2 separate regions of the Mus musculus genome follow, and region 2 is linked to region 1. The links are chromatin loops, found by intact Hi-C in ENCODE. Cell type or tissue: heart. All regions are shown on one strand. Links, peaks and the distances in the headings refer to the core of each region. The heading gives the core; the rest is flanking DNA.

Region 1 (4,381 bases), core at 312-4,311:
GCCCCCAGGATTCTCTCCTCCCCTTCCTATAGAATAAGGACATCAATTCTTCCTGGGGCTGGAAATACAATTAGGTTACAGTGGCAGAGAGGTACAGTCTGAGCCATCACCAAACACTCCAAATGAAGGCGTACTCTTGAGGCTTTCCTGGTTACCCTTAAACTCTCCTAGCCTCTGTCTCTTTCCCAGGGTCTCTGCAAGGCTTTTTCTCATAACCCAGACAGGTAGCTGGCTTAGCTAGCTTGCCTGATTCATAGGGCCCTCTTGTGAAATCTCCCCTTTCCCCTAGGCCCCTTTCCATGCTGATCCCTGCCTGGAACAACCCTGGTCTTCTCCCTTCCAGATAAGGAGGACCCAGAGCAAGGGGGTGGGGGTGGGGTTACAGGAAAGGGTCTCTAGTTAGGAAGAACCAGGAATAGGAGGAGCTGGGGGGGGAGAGCAGGTGGATCTGAAGACTCCCTGCCAGACACCCCAACTGGAGGAGGAGATAGTTGGTCTGCAGAATAGGGACTTCTTTTCCCTCCCTTCAGTCCCCTCTCCCCTCTTGGTATCACAGTGACTGCCTGATTCTCCATCTGACACAGAACCCACCCTCCCTGGCCAGCACATGCTGGCACGGGGTCTGGAGGGGATTGTGAGTCCTGTAGGAGTGCCCTGGAAGGAGGAGGCTCTAGCCAGGGCTGCCTGTCTCTGCTCCCAGGATTTATCGGGGAATGGGGGGGGGGGTGTCCTTCCATCTCTTCCACCCAGCTGGAAAAGAAGCAAGGAGGCACTCTTTCTAGGGTGGACCAGAGAGCAGGGTTCAACTCATCTTGGGAAAAGATGTCAAGTGGCCCCCAGGTCCAAGACAGGGAGAGAGGAAAGGGTGGGAGGCAATCTCAGCCTTAATGGTAACCTCTTATGGGACCTGTTCAAGGACCCTCTCAAGGGTCAGCGGCCCAAGCCAACAAGCCCCACAGCCTGGGGCTTGAAACTGAAAACTTTTCAAGTCCCTTCTCCTGCATTCCCTATAGACGCAGAGATGCGTGGGGCGGTGCCCTCAGAGACACTCATACAGTTGGTTCTGGACGCTTACACTCACTCAAACAACAGCAGTGCGAGGGAACTCCCAGCTTTTTCCACAGCTAATTATAGACGTCAAAGTCTGAGGATGTTTTGTAAGCCTCAGAGAGAAACTGCTGAGGTTTCTATGCAAAGCCAAAGAAATTGAATTTGTGTACTCCTGGTTCCCACCCTCCAACTTCTCCTAGCCCATCTCCACCATGGCCCCAGGGTGCCCCCTCCCTGGCCCCCAAGGCCTTCCTTCCCGCTTAAGATTTATTTGGATCTGTTTCGCTCCCCTATCTCTCTTTGGGGCTTTCGAGAAAGGGAACAGACGCGGAAAATATTTTTTTTCCGCAACAGTTTTCCATTCTGCGGCTGGTTCCCAAGCCAAGGGGGAGGGGGAGGGCAGGAGCGGGGAGGGAGGTCGGCTGGAATAAATACTTCTTCCAAGAGCTTAATTTGGGTGCGAAATAGGCACTCCCTCCATTCCCGCCCCCCCCCCCAATCCCACGATCCAGAGGAAAACGCAAAAAAAAAAAAAATCACTTGTTTGATTAATTCTTCGGAACCCAGGGAAGAAATATAATGTTGAAGAAATCACTCTCCATCTTCCTCCACACACACACACACCTCTCTCTCCCATTCTGACATTCCACCCCTCCCAGAATTTGCTAGCTTGAGGAAATTCGGGATCTTTGAAAAGCCGTTGAGAGGCAAGAAAGAAACAAAGTTTGCAAACCCCGAGCCAATTCATTCTCTTCAAGCCTACCTCTCTTTCTAGCAAAGATCCAGGTGTCTCCGAGCGGGACCGTCCCTCCGTGTTTCCATGGACCGAGTAGGGTGGGGTGGCCACCCACCGCTCTCCCCAGTGTGGCAAACCACCTAGTGATGCTGGCTTTGCGCTCTGGCCTTTCAGCTGGGGGGAGTGGGCTGGGTCTTCTTCCCCAACCTTTCCACGCGAAGGACCGTCCCTGGGAGAAAATGGGTGCAGGGAGCTGGGCGGGTGTCTGATCTCGCTGTCTTCGGAGGGATGGACCCCCAAGAAGTTCGTGCCCCCACCCCACCCCCCAGCCTAGGACAGTCTCAACAGCAGAGCTGTCTTAAGAAAATGCTTGTCATGGCAACAGCTCCAGCCAACTCCGGCCAGACTGGGGCTCCCCAGCTCTCTCCCCCAGCAGAGCAGGAGGAGAAAGGGGCGGAGCGCGAGCCAGCGGGGGTGGGGCTTGGCGAAAGGCCAGAGCATTGCTCAGCTCTTAAGGTGGCCCAAGTACAAGGCGCGGCGGGATGATGCTACACGTTCGGGTCTTAAGGCGGAATGGGGAAGGCTATGGGGAATCCTCTATCTTCTTGGCTTTCCTCCTGCGCTGTTTCTTACTTGTTGACAGGAGCAGAGCAGGACTGTGTGTGGGTGGAGGTGGGAGTGGATGTGGGCAGCGGTCTTCAACCGTTGCTATGTGGAGGGGAAATAAAGGAAGTGTCTGCAAGCCTTTCTGCTTCCTGCAGCTCCTCCAGGTCTCTCGATCTCTGACTGAATTAGACCCAGGCCCCAGAAACCTGAGGAAGCTGTGGGCATTCGCCCTACTGACCCCGTCTGAACTGGGAGTTCACTGGCAGACTATTGCTCAGAGTGCCTCCACACCCTTTCACACACAGATCACAGACTGCTCTCTCTTGCCTGTGTACCCAACCAAAGGCATGGCCACAGGGTACAGACCAGCTTCTTGCCTATGTATTGGTTGCACACCCAAACTTTTGCATCTACAATATTGTTTCTAGTTGTCCTGGCAGTCTCATTACTTAGTCCTTATTTCATGGTTGGGGAACTTAAAAGATTGAGTGACTTGCCCAAAGTTAATCTGGTTAATGACAGCTAGGATTCAAGGGCAGGTCAGACCCATTCCAGTGCCCACGAGCTTTTCCTCCCCACTGTAGCACACTATGTCACACATTTCCATCCTAGACTGTATGCACTGAGACATTCATACCCACTTAGACATAGCCTATAAACTGTTAACCACACCCCCGTGCCACCCACCTGCCAGCATTGTGCAACAGTATCACCCATAGCTTTTGCATGGAACCTTATGCCTTTCAAGTACTAACATGCACCATCAGCTGGCTCACACAACATATCTTCATTGACTGATACATTCCCACACCCACCTCGGCAGGCACACTCACTCCTGTTTATATATATGCTTATGAAAGGCAGGCTAACGTAACCTCACAGGTTATAGTGGAGAACGGGATTATCATAGCTTCAAACCTATTCATCAAGCTTCAAAAAGGCCCCCACAGCTAAGCCAGGCATTATGGAGTACTCCTCCTAGCAGTCAGAAGGCTGAGGCAGGAAGACTGTTAAGAGTTTGAGGCCAGCCTGGGCTACATGATGGCTACTGGACCAGCTATAACTACACAGCAAATGAAATTGTGTCACCAACAAACAAGCAAACATACACTCGCAACCAACGCCATATGTCACATCACACCTGTGCTTCTTTGTTCGTTCCTGCCCTCTGACACAGAAGCTTGTGTGCAGGAAGAAAGAAAAGCTGTGAATAAGACCAGAAATCTTTTCCAACTTCCTGTAATCCCGTCCGTTTTTCTTCTTTTTCCTCTTCTTCTTCTTCATCTTTGTCTCCATCTCCGTCTCTGTCTCCCTCTCCTTCTCCCCCCTCCTTCTTCTTCTGAAAGACTTTATTTTTTTATTTATATGGATACACTGTAGCTATTTTCAGACACACAGTAGAAGAATGCATCCAATCTCATTACAGATAGTTGTGAGCCACCATGTGGTTGCTGGGATTTGAACTCAGGACCTCTGGAAGAGCAGTCAGTGCTCTTAACCTCTGAGCCATCTTTCCACCCCACCCCACCCCACCCCCTCTAAGTTCTTAATGCTATTGACTTCATTTTGTCTGTTTTGTGTTTTGAGACTCATGTAGCCCAGGCTGGCCTCAAACTCATTATGTAGCTGAGGCTGGCCTCCATCTTCCTATCTCTACTGCCTACTTACTGGGATCTTAAGCACGTGTGACCACACCTAACTGTTTCCCAGTAACTGATCTACCTCCTATTTCTGAGCTAGGGAGAAGTTAAACAAGCAAAACTAAAGGAAATTATTTGGAGCAGCTTGGCTCAGAACTCAGGAGTTCCTCTCTGTAGCCAAGATTATCTGCCACCTGTCTAACGTGGAAACAAGATCCAGAATAAGCCCCTGCCTGCAATGGTGCCTTTTCTCCTTAGCCAGGCCCAGTCACAAGCCCACCCCGGCAAGGTAAGGAGAGATTTGCTCTGCGGAAAGAAAGCAAGCATTACTTCCTAAGATGTCCCCCTG
Region 2 (4,381 bases), core at 103-4,102, 54 kb after region 1:
GTGACTCACAGGCTCCCACTGTAGCTGCTGGCCAAGGTAGATGTCCTCATCTTCTCTTCGATGTACATTTCCACAGAGAGGAGGCTCTACCTTCCTCACTCCCTGTTCTGTGTTTTCAAACAGAGTGGTGAGCATGTGTTATTCCATCTTCACAGCATCCCTAACCCAGCCTCACTTGGAGACAGAGCCTTGCTATATGTCCCAGGCTGTCCTGGAATTCTGGATCCCCTGCCTCAGTCTCCTGAGTAGCTGGGATTTGCAGGTCTGTGCCATCATACCCAGCGGCATCTCCTCTTTAAGGAATCCTCCAACTTCTCTATGGCCCAAATAGAGCTATAAATTGTGGTGTCTTGCCCCCATCCCCACAGAGTGGGACTGTAGATGAGGCTGGCTAGTGAGAATTCTCCATCCTCTGACTTCAGAAAGGGCTGCAGGGACAAGCACTTACCTATCTAGAACTGACCAGTCTGCTTGGAGAGTTGAGACTTTCACGGACAGAGAACAGTCTTCTGGGGTCTGGAAGCTATAAGGATATTATAACAAGGGAGTCCTCTGTCCATCTCTCTCTACCCGGAGGAAGGGCTATACTACGGAAGAGAAGAAAGCTCACTCTAAAAAGAGCAGAGATAGAATTATAGTTGACATGCTGGGATGCTGACTTTGGGCTAGACTCCGTTAGAAACACATTGTGTGGAGGCTCTGGTTTATTCACCACAGAGGCCCTCTGAAGTGAGCTGACTATTGTAGCCACTTCACAGAAGGGGACGTGGGGGGCTGAGGCCTGCATCCCATTCCCAGGTTTGCATAACACCAGAGAGTAAGTTCTAAGGTGAGAATGTGAGATTCCTCTCCCCACTTTACAAGGTGAGGAACTTCCCCTGGGCCTCCAAGAATGAATCCCAAGGTTCCTGTGTTTGACTGAGACAAGTGATTGACTCCAACCCAGGGATGAAGAAAACCAAGCAGGAGAAGAAAGGGTTAAGCAATGAGCTTTAACACCACCCACCCAAGAAGGTTCCTGGAGCCGAGATTTGAACCCAGGCTGTGGGATTCCAAAGCCGTCAATCCACACAGCCTTCTCTAGGAGCCAAGATGAGCTTTAGTTAAGGAGCTGAAGGACTTACTCATTTATGAGCAAGTGGGAGAAATGTCAGCACACTAGAGTGCTGGCTGGAGCTGAGCCTGGCATCGGCTGACTTGTGAGCTTTCTAGTTAAGGAAGCCAAAGCACTCCCAGTGTTGCTTAAAAATAATTGTACACCAGTCACTTGCAACCTTCTGATTTCGTTGTGCAACAACTCCCCTTAGAGAGAGGGAACCTTCGAACTGCCACTACCCTTCACACCAGGATACAATGACGCTCACTCTCTCAGATCCCTGCAGGTAAATGGCGCGTTCTTGAGGCAACTGTGGCTGGAGATGAGCTGACCTATAAATGCACTTAACACTCTGCTAACACAGTTTAAGTAGTCAATAATTGTCGGACCTCTCGCTTCCCTTCCCCTGTTAGGAGTAGGTGCTCAATAGCATTTGTTGAATTGAATTAAGTCCTCTGGAGGCTGCAGGATGCTGCCTGCGTTTGAAAGCAGCTGGAGCTGCGGAACCACCAATCCCGGCGCTTCTCAGCCTGAGTGGCGCCTAACAGCTCTATTTGGCTGTTAAAAAAAAAAAAAAAAACAAAACCTGCCCTTCCCTCTGTTTCCCTGGTAGCCTCCTCCTCCCTGGCTTTCAGTCCTCTGACAGAAAAACAAAACAAAACACAACAAAAACAAAACAAAACATCAGCGTGCACCTCGGAGGTAGCCCGGACCCTCCCATGTCTCTGGTTCCCACCCACTCAGCTGGTCCAACCCCGATTCACCTTCTAGGGTTTGTTTGTTTGCTTTTTTTTTTTTTTTTTTTTTTTTTTTTTTGAGCTCTGCTTCTCTTCTTTCTCCTGGTCCTGACTTGCATGCTTCGCTTTTCTGGATGCTTGCAACAGCCTCCTCGCTGGCTTCCAGCCAGCCAGCCCTACGAAGAAGAATCAGAGACAGCATGCTCAAAAGGACCAAACCTCTGTTAGCTTAAAACCGCTTGAGGATGATGTCAAGCCCGAGGTGGATGCTCGAGGTTCTCCTTGGTAGCCGGCGCCGCCTGGGTGGCCAGGCTTGTTTCTGCCATGTGCTATTTCAAGCCTCCATCCTTGCTCATGCCTTTCCCCCTGCTTAAAAGCCCTGGGCACCACCCACTCCTTATTCTTCAAGAGTTCCTTTACTTTTTTTTTTTTTTTTTCTGGAAATACTCAGCCCCTACACCTACTCTCTGGGGTAAGACTCTGCCTCTCTGTGTTCCCACAGTGCCCTACCTGATTCTGCCTTCTTACCCTGTTAGGACTTGATCACACTGCTGTTGTTATCAGCACTTTAAGGCCTGTGGTGATGAATGACTCATTAGTGACCCCTGACCCTACAAAGTGCCCTGCATCCAGAATCGCCCACCTGCAGGCAACTTGCAAGCTGCAAATAAAGGGGCCAGAGAGGAAAGGGAAGAAGCTAATTTTTTGCAGCCTGATTTTCTCGGCCGAGTTGTCGTCTGTATCCTGTGGCCACCCTGCTTTTCACAGCAAACGCAGCAGGCTTAGTGGTTAATTCCTGAGAACTCTCTCACCCGGGTTCTTTCTCACCTGGTAAAGTTGTTGGCTGTGAAATTTCACCAGTGGGAGAAAGGGAGAGGGAACGTTTCTTTGGGATGCCCTAGGGTTTGTTCAATTGTTCAGATTATTGTATCTCCCTCCTTATAGCTATGGGTGCATCAAAATTGAAGAGGAGACCTCTGACTATACCATTTCAGTTTGAAAAAGGATGACGTATTCCCTTATGACTAAATATAGAGCATGAGTCTGTGCTGATGCATAACTTAGGCAAATGCATGTAAATCCCTTGTGGACGCCCGGGATCCCTGTCTACTGAGTCACAGCGATGGGAGGTTCTCTCCTGCTGGGACCTCCAGTCACAGACCTAACACTGACCCAGTGGGCAGCCGCAGCAAGAGCAGAAGGCATAGGGACTGCCACCCTGGGTCAGGCAGGGTCATGGGACTTGGGGGTTGAGCTGCTGCGGGCATTCGTTGGCGGTGGGGCAGGTGCTGCTGGACGTTGATTCCTTTATAACTCTCCCCAACCTCTCTCTCCCCGTCGTGAACCTGGTTCCTGTTTTAAAGACACTTCTCCTTTCTGCATGGATTTTCTCTAAAGAAAAAATGGCTTTGAAATCTGCTCTTCCTTAAGTCATCCACCAGTTCAAACCAAACATGGCAGGAGGTATCCTGGCCTTTGGGACCACTCCTTATCCTCCAACCCCACCCCCAGCCCCCACCCCCCACCCTGGTTTTCTCTTTTCTTCCAGATGAAAATTTGGCCTCTACCTGCCCTCGTGATTGGAAAAAGTGGCGTCAACTCATCAAAGCAGAACCAGGCTACTACTTAGTCCTTGATCTGTGGGTTACCGGGAAGGCCCAGGGTTACCCAGCCCTTTCTGGTCCCAGCCAGAAACTGGGGGGTAGGGTTCTTTAGTTGGTGTCAGGCCTGCCTGGGGCAGAGAAATGGTGGAGAGAGACTGGGCAAGGGAGGAGGGGTGGCTTTGAAAAGGAATGTGTAGGGGTGACATGGTTAATGTCCCAGGTGAGCCAAGCTGGAAGGGAAGGTCAAAGAGAAGTGACTTGTTTCCTCAGGCTGGCTGCCTCCTTGTGGATGCTGAGGCCAAGCCTACTGTACCCTCCTTGCTATCTCTGGGGGGCTGGCACGCGGGGGTGGGGGGTTCCTTGGCAGAGGGTCAGAAGAGGCAGGAACTTGTACAGTTGAGAGGGAGACCTGTATCGTTGAGGGGCCTGCTGGGCCAGTTGGTAGAGTCTATTGGTCATAGACAGCAGAGTCCACGCAGAGTGTCTGTTTCCAAGGTTAAGTCCAGGTTAGCATTTTGAGGACCTGGATTCTCCAGAGATATGTTAGGGACAGGGGCCTATTCCAGAAGTTGCACGTGGAAGGGATAGAAGGAAGGAGGCTGGACAGAAGCCAGCTGAACTGCGGTCCTGTCCAAAGGCTGGCAGAAAGAGGGAAGGCACCTTGGAGTTCAGCATCCAAGTCTGAGGCAAAGCTAGGCATGGGGGTGCACATCTGTGATCCCACCACTCAGAGAGCTGATGCAGGTGGAGTGTGGTGAGTTCAAGACCAATCTGGGAATCCGCTAGGCAAGCACTGTACTACTGAGCTTCATGGCTTGGCCATTTCTTCTTCCTTTAGCCATGAAGCAGAATCTTAAGGAGACACCTGATTCCCTAGTCCAAGCCTGCTTCTCCTGGCTTCCTGTGCAAAGCTTCGGCCTTCTCTAGCCCACGGAAATGGGAGG

The links. A loop is a pair of places that touch in the nucleus more often than their neighbours do. Peaks named below come from ENCODE experiments on the same cell type or tissue, not always from the same donor. Only the 100,000 strongest peaks of a DNase experiment are listed, where the experiment ranks them.
Region 2: it touches region 1 in a loop (2.9-fold over the local background); 2 of 42 quality-filtered maps call a loop at or near these places.

The regions. Positions count from the first base shown.
Region 1 is chr1:133,798,824-133,803,204 of GRCm38, forward strand. It overlaps a transcript of Atp2b4 not described here. Among named protein-coding and RNA genes, the nearest start is that of Gm28441, 34 kb to the right of the region's middle. In heart, for the core only: no CTCF peak of the experiment used is centred there; DNase peaks (open chromatin) are centred at 633, 1,068, 1,298 and 2,258; H3K4me3 peaks cover 2,549 bases; H3K27ac peaks cover 2,850 bases.
Region 2 is chr1:133,853,326-133,857,706 of GRCm38, forward strand. No RefSeq gene overlaps it. Among named protein-coding and RNA genes, the nearest start is that of Gm31515, 4.2 kb to the right of the region's middle. In heart, for the core only: no CTCF peak of the experiment used is centred there; no DNase peak of the experiment used is centred there; H3K4me3 peaks cover 989 bases; H3K27ac peaks cover 1,982 bases; H3K27me3 peaks cover 337 bases.